Linked DNA regions of Homo sapiens: region 2 is linked to region 1. The links are chromatin contacts, found by Hi-C or POLR2A ChIA-PET in ENCODE. All regions are on one chromosome and are shown on one strand. Each heading gives the region's core, a stretch centred on a gene start or an enhancer-like site at or near the end of the contact. The rest is flanking DNA. Distances are from core to core; before and after follow the strand shown.

Region 1 (6,148 bases), core at 1,217-3,716:
CTTCCTCCCAGACAAGCCTTGGGACTGTGGGGATGGACAGACAACTCTTCTCTGCTTTGGGGCAGCAGCTGGAGAGGAGCCTAGGCCTCTCAGCCCTGGGCCATGAGCTGGGCCCAGAGTCTTCCTCCTCATGCCTGCTGGAGCCGGTGGGATTGGGGCTGCTCTCTGCCCCAGCCCCTGGCCCCGCGGCTCCCCAGCCCTGACCTGGCCCAGTGTTGCAGCATTTGTTAATGCAATTAACAGGGCGGTCCATGCTGAAGGGCTGGGGGCCAAGGTCTGACTCACACCTCCCCTTCCTCCCCTCCAGCCGCCAAACCCAAACGGTAGAGGCCCGCTTGGTCTGCCAGACAGCGTCTGCAGAGAGCAAGTGAGGGGCCAAGAACGGCATCTTTCTCTCATTAGGAGGTTTTATGCGAACACAACTGCTATTTTGGAGCTGGGCACTTGGCCGGCCCCTGAGCCCCAGTGCAGTTTCCAGCCGTCCTGAGCCATGGTCCTGGCACAGCTGTGTGGGAGCTGGGTGAGCCCCTGAGGCCCTGACTTCTCCCACAGCCTGGGGGCTCGGGTCCTCAGTCAGGGCCTGGGAGACACAGCCCCTGGGCAGAGCTTGAGAGTGGAGAGAGCGATTCTGAGGTGGATTCCGAGGGTGGATTCCGAGTGTGGGTGTGAGCCAGACAGGGATTCCCTGGGCTAGGGGATCTCTGACATCAGGGTCCCTCTCCTTCCTGTGGAAACCAAAAGTCAAGGTTGTGGAGAAACAGCTCAGGGCCACAGGTGGACCCCCCAGTAAGCAGATTCCAGGGACAAACTGAGGTCTCCAGGTGAGGGTCCCAAGTTGGATGCCCAGGGGTGTCTGAGGTAAATACTGTGGATGAGGTGCAAACTGTCCCGTCTGCGAAGGCCTCTAGCTGTGAAAGGGGACAGGGCCCCGGCCTGAGGAGGGGATCGGGTGGCTCAGTGGATAGGGTCTTAGCATCCCACTGGCACAGATTTTAGGGAAAATGGAGGTTTAACCTGGGAAGCAGCTGAGCTTCAGGAATGGGGGGCTGGGCCCAGAGTCTGGAGTTGAAGTTCTTCCCCCAGACCAGAGCGGGTGGCACTGGAAGCCACTGAGGAAGGGAGAGGCTAAAGGGGCCCACCCTGAAGTTGGTGCCTCCTCTATCTAACGGGTCATAGATGGAGGGCAAAGGTGTCTCTGGGGCCCAGGAGAGAGAGCCGATGACAAACGCCTTGCCCGGGGGGTAGGGTGGCAGTGGGGAGGGGCCTGGCTATATTTGACACCTAGAAAGCAGTCCCCACCCAGCACCATGGCCCTTGGTTGTTTATCTCTGTAACCAGGGCTTGATCCCTGGAGACGTGTTTGAGTCCCAGCTCTGTGTCCTGGGGCAAGTGACTGGGCCTTTTCTAGCCACAGGGCCTCGTCCATAAAATGGGCATAACAATCTATATAGAGTTGGTTTTGGGGATGAATGATATGAACGTGATAGCTCTTACTGTGCGCCAGGTACCATTCTAAGCGCTTCATATTGTTCATTTTTAATCCTCACAACAGCCCTATAAGCTAGATTGGATTTTTATCCTGAGGGCCTGAGTTGACATTGCCCTTTCCTGGGGAAAGGGTCATAGCCAAGAAGCTCAGAGGCCATCTGGCCTCTGGGGGAGTGGTTAGTTTTGTTGTTGTTTTAGGCTTTGCTGTGCTGGCCAGTGGAACTTCCTGTGATGATGGAAATGTTCTATATCTTGCTGTCCAGTGTGGTAGCCCTGAGCCACATGTGGGTATCGAGCACTTGAAATATGGCTTGTGAGACTGAAGGAACTGAATTTTAAATTTTATTTAATCTGAATCCATTTAAATTTAAATAACCACATACAGTTCGTGGCTACAGTGTGAGACTCTCTTGAACAGCACAGCTTTAGAGAGTACAAAGTACACCCACGTCCAGGTGCTCAGCTGACACTCACAACAGCTCTTTGAAGCAAGAATTATCAGCCCCATATCGTGGACGAGGCCACTGGCACACTGGTGGAGACATCTCAGCGAGATGACATGTGTCCAAGGTCATGCAGCTGAGATGTAGCAGAGCTGGGGTCAAACCAAACCAATCCTCCTGCCCCCGACCCCGTGTTCTTGCTACTACCCAGTAGCCAATGAGCAGGGGCTCTGAGCAGATGGTAGGAGCAGCCTGCATGGGGTGGTCGGGAGGGGCTGTTTCTAGAATCTCTCCCAGGCCTGCCCATTCTGAGTTTGGTCCCTTCCCAAAAGTAGGGGTTTTGTGTGGAAAATCTGAGCAAACCTCTGTTGACTGTTCTGGGGTGGAGTGAAGGGAGAAGGGGCTCAGCTAGGAACATGGGGAGATTAGGGGAACAATGCCTTTTATTTCTTGCTTTTAAAGCAATTTCAGGAGTTTTCTTCCTCTTTTGGCGTCCTGCTGACTCCACAGAGCGGAACACCCAAAGCTGGGACTTTCCACCTCTCTAATGCTCAGTGAAGAGCGGGCCAGGGGGGTGTGGAAAAGAAAGGGTCCTGGAGGAGCCCAAATTACGAATGGCTAGAGACTGGCATTGGCAAGCGAGGAGGCTTCGTCACAGTGTAGTCTTCCGGTTGTCCGAGGGTACTGTCCCAGGGGCTGGGGGGTATTCCGTCTTCTGCAGATCAACTCCCGCAGGCTAAATGTGGACATCGCGGTATCATGCTTGATAAACGGACCAATAATCAAGTGGAGATTCATTAGAACCACATAACCCATACTAGGTTGATTTCTCAAGTATAAGGCCTGGTCTGTTGCCCAGGCTGGAGTGCACTGACACCATCATGGTTCACTGCAGCCTCAAACTCCTGAGCCCAAGTGATCCCTCCCACCTCAGCCTCACAAGTAGCTAAGACTAGAGGTGTGCACCATCACACCCAGCTAATTTTTAAAGTTTTTTTTGTAGAGATGGGGTCCCACTCTACAAAATATATAAGTATAAGGCCTGGTCTGTTGCCCAGGCTGGGCAACCCTTGGACTAAGGCAATCCTCCAGCCTCAGCCTCCTAAAGTGCTGGGATTACAGGCGTGAGCCACCGCACCCACCTCTAGGATCTCTACTATTGAGGAAAAATTGGAGGCATCAAACTCCAAGGGCAAAACATGAAGACTCGCTGGCCCACCATGGATGGAGGTTTTCTCTCTTAAAATTCCCACAGCACCGCATGGAACTGCCTCTCCTGGGACCTCAGCGTTTCCTTCTTTGCTCTAAGCAATAGCCTCTGCCACTGGAGATTCTGAGATGGCCGATTTCCTTTTGGATATTTAAGTTTTGAAATCATGCTCATTTGGCATAGGAATGTTTCACTTCAGTCTCCTTTAAACAAAAGGACACACAACCACGATTGCCCCTCCCTCCCGAAGGGTCACTGGACTTCATGCATCAGTAATGTTTCCAAAAATATCTTAAGTACCAACATGCAGTGGCCAGCTTTTCATTTTTCCAAGTGAAGCCATCAGGAAAAAACAAAAAACAAAACTAATTACCACTTGTCATCACCTTTAATTAAAAAGAACATTTTAACTCCAAAAATGTAGAAAAGACATCATCTCAAAAGACACTCTTTAGATGGGAAAAATATAGCCTATGAAAAAGAAACAACCCAGGAAAGTGTTTCTTTTCCTGACTTTATGGCAGATGGGTAAAAACTGTCAGAACTGTCCCATTCATAGACAGGCACTGGAAGCCACCATCATGGACCATTTAGGGGTGACTTTTGGGGGAATGGAGAGAGAGGAGAGGAGTCTACATACTTCAATCCCATAATGCAAACACTCAGCTCAAAACACAATGCTTAATTTCCGTGAGGAAGCCAGGTAGTTCCAGGCATCTTGCCGAGACTTGTGAAAACAAGAGAGGATGCGAGTGAAGCCGGCGAGAGCTGGTTCTAAACCTCCAAAAACCTGAAACTTCTTGGAGGCTCTGCCTCAGCAGATTGGGCCTCTGCACAGCATCCTACATGGTTAATTCAGAAGGGTTACCTTCCTGAGGGGATTTTTCCCACCAACACGTCTGGCTGGTTTGGAAGCCTTTTAGAACTTGATTTACTAGGCTATTATATACTAAATGCCATTTCCACAGTTCCCCCTAACCACTCATTTCCCATGAGCTGTTTGTTCATTGTACCAACCAAAGTTTGCCAGCCCTAACCCTCACTGAAGACCTAATTCCCTGCTTGGAAAATGGTTTCTAGGAATGTGGGAACCCCCACTGGCCAGGGCTTCTCCCTCTGCAGGGCCCAGTCTTGTTCACCTTTCTGGCCTCGGCACCCAGTCTGATCAAGATAAGGTGCTCACTACATGTTTTCGGAATGTATTATTAGCAAGCAAGGCAGAACCAGAGCTAAGTGAGTCGTGGTGTGCCGTAGGGGCTTGGCTCACAGGGTTTGGGGTCTTGGATTTCTAGACAGTGAAAGATCTTATTTTATATATATATTTAATTTCAATAGCTTTTGGAGTACAAATGGTTTTTGGTTACATGGATAAATTGTTTAGTGGTGAAGTCTAAGATTTTAGTGCACCCATCACCGGAGTAGTGTACATTTTACCCAATATGTAGTTTTTTTTCCGCAACCCTTCCCACTCTTTCCCTTCTGAGTCTCTAAAGTCCATTGTATCACTCTGTATGCCTTTTCATACCCATAGCTTAGCTAGCTTAGCTCCCACTTGTAAGTGATGACATGTATTTGGTTTTCCATTCCTGAGCTACTTCACTTAGAATAATGGCCTCCAGCTCCATCCAAGTTGCTGCAAAAAGACATTATTTCATTCTTTTCTATGACTGAGTAATATTCCATGGTGTATATATATATCACATTTTCTTTTTCTTTTCTTTTTCTTTTTTTGAGGCAGAGTCTCACTGTCGCCCATGCTGGAGTGCAGTAGCACGATCTCGGCTCACTCCTGGGTTTAAGTGATTCTCCTGCCTCAGCCTCCCGAGTAGCTGGGATTACAGGCACCTGCCACCACACCTGGTTAATTTTTTGTATTTTTAGTAGAGATGGGGTTCACCACATTTTCTTTATCCACTCATTGGTTGATGGGCATTAAGTTGGTTCCATATCTTTGCAATCATGAATTGTGCTGCAGTAGACATACACGTGCGGGTGTCTTTTTGATAGAATGACTTCTTTGCCTTTACTCAGTAGTGGGATTGCTGGATTGAATGGTTGACCTACTTTTGGTTCTTTGAGAAATCTCCATACTGTTTTCCATAGGGGTGGTACTAATTTACATTCCCACCAGCAGTGTATAAGTGTTCCCTTTTCACCATGTCTGTGCCAACATCAATTGTTTTGTGACTTTTTAGTAATGGCCATTCTGGCTGGGATAAGGTGGTATCTCATTGTGGTTTTAATTTGCATTTCCCTGATGACGAGTGATGTTGAACATTTTTTCATATATTTGTTGTATGAAGGATCTTATTGTTAATGTGAAGGATGGGCTGTTCTCAGGGCTCAGGAGGGGAAGGATGGAAGCTAGACTGTTTTCCAAAGGCCATCCTCGGGGCAAGGACCACACACTCAGAGGTGGAAGCTGCATGACCTTCCTCTCACCCACGCCGGGCTTTGGGTCTCTGTGGCAGAGAGGTGTGGGTCCATGTGGGAGATCACTCAGGCCTTCCCATTCTATTCCCTCCCTAAAAAAACCCCAAGGCCGAGACCTGCCCTGGGCACATCTGCTTCCTCCATGTTCACTAGCACTGGCGTGGCTGCTGGGCTGGCCCCAGCTGACCATGTTTCCAGTGGTGGTGGTGACAGGGGCCTGGCAGGTGGTCAGGTGGGGACTAAGTATGCTTGGGCAGATGGAGGGGTGGCCAGGCCAAAATCCTGCCGTGGTGGCAGTTTGTGTTTGGGGAAGTGCTCTGGGTTACAATTCTCTGACATGGTTTTACCTAGAGGCCTGGAGCCTGCCAGGAAGAGGTGCCTGGGCATGAAGAAAAATGCTCTGGCCTCAGAGCCCAACTTGTGGTTGGAATGCTATTAAAACCTGTTATTTCCCATGCTCTCTGCTGATAGACTGGTCTTGAGTGCCCTTGGTGCACAATGTCCAATTTATTCATCCTTTGTGTCTCTGGTCAGCATCACCTCCTCCAAGAAGCCTTCCCTGACTTTCCCTACT
Region 2 (6,148 bases), core at 1,805-4,304, 350 kb before region 1:
CCTTGCTTCCTCGCAGTGGTACCCTTCCAGGAAGTGTGGGGCCGCAGCTACTGCCGGGCGCTGGAGAGGCTGGTGGACGTCGTGTCCGAGTACCCCAGCGAGGTGGAGCACATGTTCAGCCCATCCTGTGTCTCCCTGCTGCGCTGCACCGGCTGCTGCGGCGATGAGAATCTGCACTGTGTGCCGGTGGAGACGGCCAATGTCACCATGCAGGTAGGTCCATACCCTGCCCAGGGGGCCACCGAATCTGCCCACTAGAAGGTACCTGGAGAGGGAAGAAGATAGGCCCAGGTCCCAGGGCTGGAGCCTGACTCCCAGGCCAGTGCTCCTACCACCCCAGCCCAGGGCCTCTTCTTCCTAAGCCCTCCGATGGCTCTGAGCCCACTCATCTCCACCCCCACCAGCATTCTCAGCCTCACGCTGAGTCCTATCCCAAGACTCAGGGTGTCTAGTTAAAGCTGGAAAGAAATCTGCTTGTATAAAGTCCCTGTTGACACCAGGAGCATTTGGTCCCTTTTCAAGCAAGTGCAGCTTACATGTCACACACGCAGTGGTTTACTGAGCACTTACTGAGTAATGCCAAGCACTGTCCTAGGCGTGCCACAAGTGGTGTGTCATTCAATCCTTCAAGGCTGGTGTCATTCCCATTTCACGGATGGGGAACTCAAGGTTCAGAGATGTTATTTCACTTGTTCAGCAGGTAAAAGAGTCAAGATCTGAACACGGGTCTCTCTGACTCCAGAACATGAGCCCCCTTCCTGTGCTATTGCTGTGCTAGTGCTCCCGGGCAGGGAGGGACAGGGGCCTCCCTCAGATCCCCATGCAGCTGAGAGAGCTGTTTGCCCCACGTTCAGAGTGGAGTGAGGGCCTGTAGTCCACAGGCTAGCAGGAAACAGAGTCGGGTTCTCCTTACAAGGAGAGAGAGAAGAGTGCCGGAAACTCGTGGGCCACTCCCCAATCCAGGCATCAACTCTTTCTTCCTTCAGCTCCTAAAGATCCGTTCTGGGGACCGGCCCTCCTACGTGGAGCTGACGTTCTCTCAGCACGTTCGCTGCGAATGCCGGTAGGTCTCCGGGGTCGGGTGGGTAGCAAGGAAAGGCCCCCGTCCTCTTGGCAGCCTCAGCAAAGATGGGTCCCAGGGCAGAGGCAAAGGCTGCCCATCCCCGCTGCGGGCTGAACTTTTTTCCAGACTGAGGGAGACCAAGAGGGCAGGACCAGGGGTGGCTACCATTCATTTTGTCCCCCCACCAGCCAGTTTTGCCAAGGGAGCTGGTCCCAGCAGCTGGGGTACAGCTGTTGAGATACTGCAAGGGAAGAGAGAGGGTGGGTCCCTCCCAGCCTCGCAGGGGTTCGGTGCGTGTCGTTCCCCTTCTCTGGGATGGGAGGCAGCTGCCACGGGCCTCTGAAAGAGGTGCCTGGAGGCAAAGACATTGCAAGTCTGAACTTCGTTCTGGGGCAAGCTGTGTGCCCACAGGAGCGGGCAAACGGGGCTGAGAAGCAGCAAGAAGGACAAGCTCGGGTAGGAGAAAAGGGGCAGAAGAAGAGTGACACTGTGGCTTCCTTGATGTTGCAGCACCCCTCTACGGCCCCTCCCAATCCACAGAGCCTCTGACCAGCACCAGTCTTGCTGCCTGTGCTGGGGGCACTTGGAACATTGGTTAGCAGGAGCAACAGGCCTGGCACTGCCAGCTAGGTTCAGGGAAGAGAGAAATGGGCTGAGCTGCTGCTCCTGGTACTACTGGGCCATGGATGAAGGCACCAGACTAGAAGTCCAGAGCCCTAGCCAGGGGCGGCAGGAGGGAAGACTACCACTTATTGTGTACCTATTCTGTGCCTAGCCCCGCAGGAGGCACTTGAATGTTTCTCATTTAGTCACATACATTTATTGAGCACCTACCACATGCCAGGCATTGTCCTGATGGGATGCAGTGGTGAGCAAGGTTCCTGCTCTCATAACAACCCTGGGAGGTAGGCCCTATTGTCATCCCCATTTTACAGATGAGAAAATCAAGGCTCAATACAGTTTCATGATTTATCACAGCTAGTGAGTGTGGGAGGAGGGATTCTGGGCCCTGACCTAACTCGTAAGCCTTCGTTTTTCAGGCTACCTTTCATGGCCATGACCACTTTTCTAATAGCCCCCAGGCTTAGCCTTGCCTCCTGGGCAGGGCTATGGCTGCCCCTTTTGTTGGAGTGTTGGAGACCCTGCCTCAACTTGTTTCCACCCATCCCTCCAAGCCAGAGCTTAGCCATATAACAAGAGCTCGGTAATGAACCCTCCTGGGTGCAATGCTGGGTGGTGACCCAGAGTCACCTTCTCCATCCCCTTTGCCCTGACAGCCACTCTTTTGGGGCAGGCAGATGAAGAGACTGAGGTTCCAAGAGTGTCTGTCACTTGCCCAATATGGAGAGGTACAACCAGACAGTCCCAAGAGGCCCTGGTACCTTGCCCTGGCTCCCAAGGGAGGAACCAGCTGAGGGTAGCATGTCCTGGCCCCAAAGCTGACTGCTACCATGCTGTCCCATGTCTCTACCCACTGTTCCCAGTGAAGACTGAGGCCCTATCCCCTGCCAGGGGCCAGGCAACAGGGACACCTTTCTTCTTGCTTCTGGGCCAACAGCCACAGCCCTGGGAGGCAGAGCCCAGACATGCCTGGTGACTTCAGGGCTGATGCTCCCTCCTTCCTCCCACCCCGTCGCTCACTCCCCATGTTGTTCCGGATGGAGTGGGGCTGTGCCCTGACAGGCAGCCAGTCCGCTGTCTGGCCATCATCTCCTGTCCCTGAGGAAATTCCCAGAATGCACCCTGGAAGGAACGGAAAAAAGCAGCAAAGAAAGTGAGAAAGAAAAAGCAACAGAGAACAGACAGAAACAACCAAATTTGATGCCAAGAGGCTGAGAAGTGCAGAAGCGGGTGGCAGGGGTCCCCAGGAGGTTGATTTGTCCCTCTCGTGGTGGGGTCACCAGAGCCTGGAGTGGGAGTGAAGCCTTGAGGCTCTGGCCACCTCTCCCTTGCCAACTCCATGCTACCCCCTAGTGGCCTCAGTGTCAGCTGCAGGACCAGGACTGGGGATGTCGGAGGGGACCTGTCCGGGCGGCAGGGAGCCCCACTTATTGCTTTCCTAACGTTCCTCTGCCCCTCTCTCTGTCTGTTTCCCTAGGCCTCTGCGGGAGAAGATGAAGCCGGAAAGGTAAGTGGTTTGGCTGGGGCTCGGGGCTATTCTCGGGCCTGCCAGCCTCTGTCCTAGCATGGGGTTCCCCAGCCACCTTGTCCTGACGCTTGGCTTATTGCAGGAGGAGACCCAAGGGCAGGGGGAAGAGGAGGAGAGAGAAGCAGAGACCCACAGACTGCCACCTGTGAGTGTGCGGGGTCCCAGGGATGGCGAGGAGGCTGGGCCCGAGGGGAGCCCCGCCTTGCCGCCAGGGTTAGGTTGGGGAGGGGGAGAGGCAGGACTGAGGCCAGTCTTGGGGGCAGAACAGGGAGCTGCACCTCCTCAAGACTCTAGGGCCCAGGAAGCATCAGTGGACCTTGGTTTTTGTCCCGGCTTAGCCCTAGGTTTCCATTGACCTTCAACAAATCATTTCACCTTTGTCAGCCTAGCTTTTCTCTGTGTAGAATGAGGGGCAGGAGGTCCAGCAAACATTCAGTCACTCTACAAACATTTACTGAGCACTTACTGTGTGTCAGGTACATCTGTGAGCAAACAAACAGGATTCCTGCACATTAGTGTTTACCTTTTAGTGATTAAAAGTCTGTCATCAGCTGAGACGTTATCTGGGGCCACTTCCTAGTAGCCCCGGGGAACATGTGCCCCTCGCCACTGTCTCCCAGGAGTATTTTTGCCTGTGGGTCCCCTTGCTGCTTCTAACCCACTTCGTACCTTGTGGGCAGCAGAATGGAGCCCCAGGCCTGAGTGTGGCTGGGAGAGAAGGATGAGAGGAGGGAAAACCCAAATCTGTGAGAGTAAATAGAAAAAATAAAATATTTCACGTGCACAGTCAATCAGTCACTGAAGAGAGGTGGCTCTCCTTCAGGGGCTAAGCCTCCCCCACGCACGTGACTCCAGGAAGTCATTTCGTGCTATGGAGTGGAGTTGACCCAAGCCCTGACCCCATGAGCCCCACTCCATGAAGACAGGGATCCTGGGGACTGCGCCCCCTAGGGGTTTATGCTCTCATCTCTTTTCTGGGCCCGCGCGGCAATTTGGGAAACAAGCTGGCAGGGAAGTCCATCCAGGCCCGAGTTACCCGCCGGCAGCCGGAGGCAGAAAGTGTCCCGTGGCTCCTGTTCCCAAGGCAGCAGTCTTCAGACATTTCACTCGGGAATCTCCTGAAAGAATTTCAAAAGTGGCCGGGCGCAGTGGCTAACACCTGTAATCCCAGCACTTTGGGAGGCCGAAGTGGGTAGATCACTTGAGGTCAGAAGTTCGAGGCCAGCCTGACCAACACGGTGAAACCACATCTCTACTAAAAATACAAAATTAGCTGGGCGTGTTGGTGCATGCCTGTAATCTCAGCTACTTGGGAGGCTGAGGCAGGAGAATCGCTTGAACCCGGGAGGCGGAGGTTGCAGTGAGCCGAGATCACGCCACTGCACTCCAGCCTGGGTGACAGAGCAAGACTCCGTCTCAAAAAAAAAAAAAAAAAGAATTCCAAAAGCCCATGTGCTCCCTTGCCCATTCTTAAGTTGACATTGAACATTTTCATCAGAATTATAAGTCAAGCCAGGCTCAGTACCTCATGCCTGTAATTCTAGCACTTTGGGAGGCCGAGGCGAGTGGATCGCTTGAGGCCAGGAGTTCAAGCCTAGCCGGGGCAACATGGTGAAACCTCGTCTCTACAAAAAAAATACAAAAACTAGCTGGACGTGGTGCCATGTGCCTATAGTCCCAACTACTCAGGAGGCTGAGGTGGAATGATCACCTGAGCCTGGGAGGTCAAGGCTGCAGTGAGCCGAGATAGATCCACTGCACCTCAGCCTGGGTGACAGAGTAAGAACCTGTCTCAAAAAAAAAAAAGTATAAGTCATTACAAAGGATATAATTTCTGGCATATTATTAATATTTTAATACAAAGCTATTGTAGAACACTCTCCAGGTGTATCCTATTAAATACGCCATTTTAATGTTATACTCACCATCATCCACTTTTAAGAAAATGAACAAGCAGGCCAGGCGCGGTGGCTCACACCTGTAATCCCAGCACTTTTGGAGGCCAAGGCGGGCGGATCGCAAGGTTAGGAGATCGAGACCATCCTGGCTAACATGGTGAAACCCCATCTGTACTAAAAATACAAAAAATTAGCCGGGTGTGGTGGTGGGTGCCTATAGTCCCAGCTACTCGGGAGGCTGAGGCAGGAGAATGGCATGAACCCGGGAGGCGGAACTTGCAGTGAGCCGAGATCACGCCACTGCACTCCAGCCTGGGACAGAGCAAGACTCCGTCTCAAAAAAAAAAAAAGAAAATTAACAAGCAAAAAAAAAAAAAATACAGGAACACTTCCTTTCATAATTATATATTTACATTGTTTCTTTTTTCCTGGAACTTGTATTTCCATTTCACTCCCCACCCCCAAGAATTTCAGCCTAGTGTAACAGTACTTTTAATTTTCAGAAGTCTTTTATTGATTACCTTGTCATATTTATCTGCCACAAAAAAATGATATATGAGTTTGAATTATTTTAAATTTCCTGTGAGCATAAACCTAAATTAAATTTTCTCCTGGAATAAATTATCAAAATAATTCTTAGTAGCACCATTTGGTCAAAACAGCACAAATACTTCCTATTTTAATAGATGTTCAACATAAAAATACAATCAATTTGATTGGGAATGCATCTCAATGAGATGGATGTGGCTACCTCGTTTCAATTAGTGAATGAATCCATTAATGAATGTTACTTCCTGCCAGACTGAGACAGGATTCTGCATTAATTTAATTCCTGTTTATCATTTTTTTATTGATGAGAAGGTTGAGAAACCATGTTCACATAAATAAGTAAATGAGACTAGATGTCACTCAATTACTTGAACTCCTTCCTTCCAAGTTATTTGCCAGAAATCTCAAGGTGCTCTGCTAAGAACAAATTACTTCTCATGATATCCTGGCTGACAATTTGGTTAAGCTGTTCTTCAGTTTTGTTGAAAG

Evidence for each region. Hi-C counts contacts between places; a loop is a spot of excess contacts on that map. ChIA-PET counts read pairs that join two places held with the same protein, here RNA polymerase II (POLR2A). Pooled maps may share reads with other maps.
Region 2: a pooled map shows a loop between it and region 1 (2.8-fold over the local background). The contact joins two enhancer-like sites. A Hi-C loop is called at or near these places in 7 of 50 pooled maps. POLR2A ChIA-PET finds 5 or more read pairs at or near these places in 4 of 52 experiments (H1, MCF 10A, OCI-LY7 and 1 more).

Annotation. Positions count from the first base shown.
Region 1 is chr14:74,589,314-74,595,461 of GRCh38, reverse strand. All of the region lies in intron 2 of LTBP2 (latent transforming growth factor beta binding protein 2), which reads left to right. Among named protein-coding and RNA genes, the nearest start is that of LTBP2, 20 kb to the left of the region's middle. Within about 2 kb of position 2,466, at least 8 of the 41 ENCODE cell types and tissues checked have a DNase peak (open chromatin) inside an H3K27ac peak, as active enhancers do.
Region 2 is chr14:74,943,422-74,949,569 of GRCh38, reverse strand. PGF (placental growth factor) reads left to right here. Exons shown (of 7, transcript NM_002632.6): 3 at 17-213; 4 at 987-1,063; 5 at 3,162-3,191; 6 at 3,295-3,357. LOC107984690 (a long non-coding RNA gene) reads right to left here. Exons shown (of 3, transcript XR_001750826.3): 1 at 5,138-6,148; 2 at 571-4,330; 3 at 1-265. Among named protein-coding and RNA genes, the nearest start is that of PGF, 9.1 kb to the left of the region's middle. RefSeq lists a silencer at 3,062-3,111. Within about 2 kb of position 3,054, at least 10 of the 41 ENCODE cell types and tissues checked have a DNase peak (open chromatin) inside an H3K27ac peak, as active enhancers do.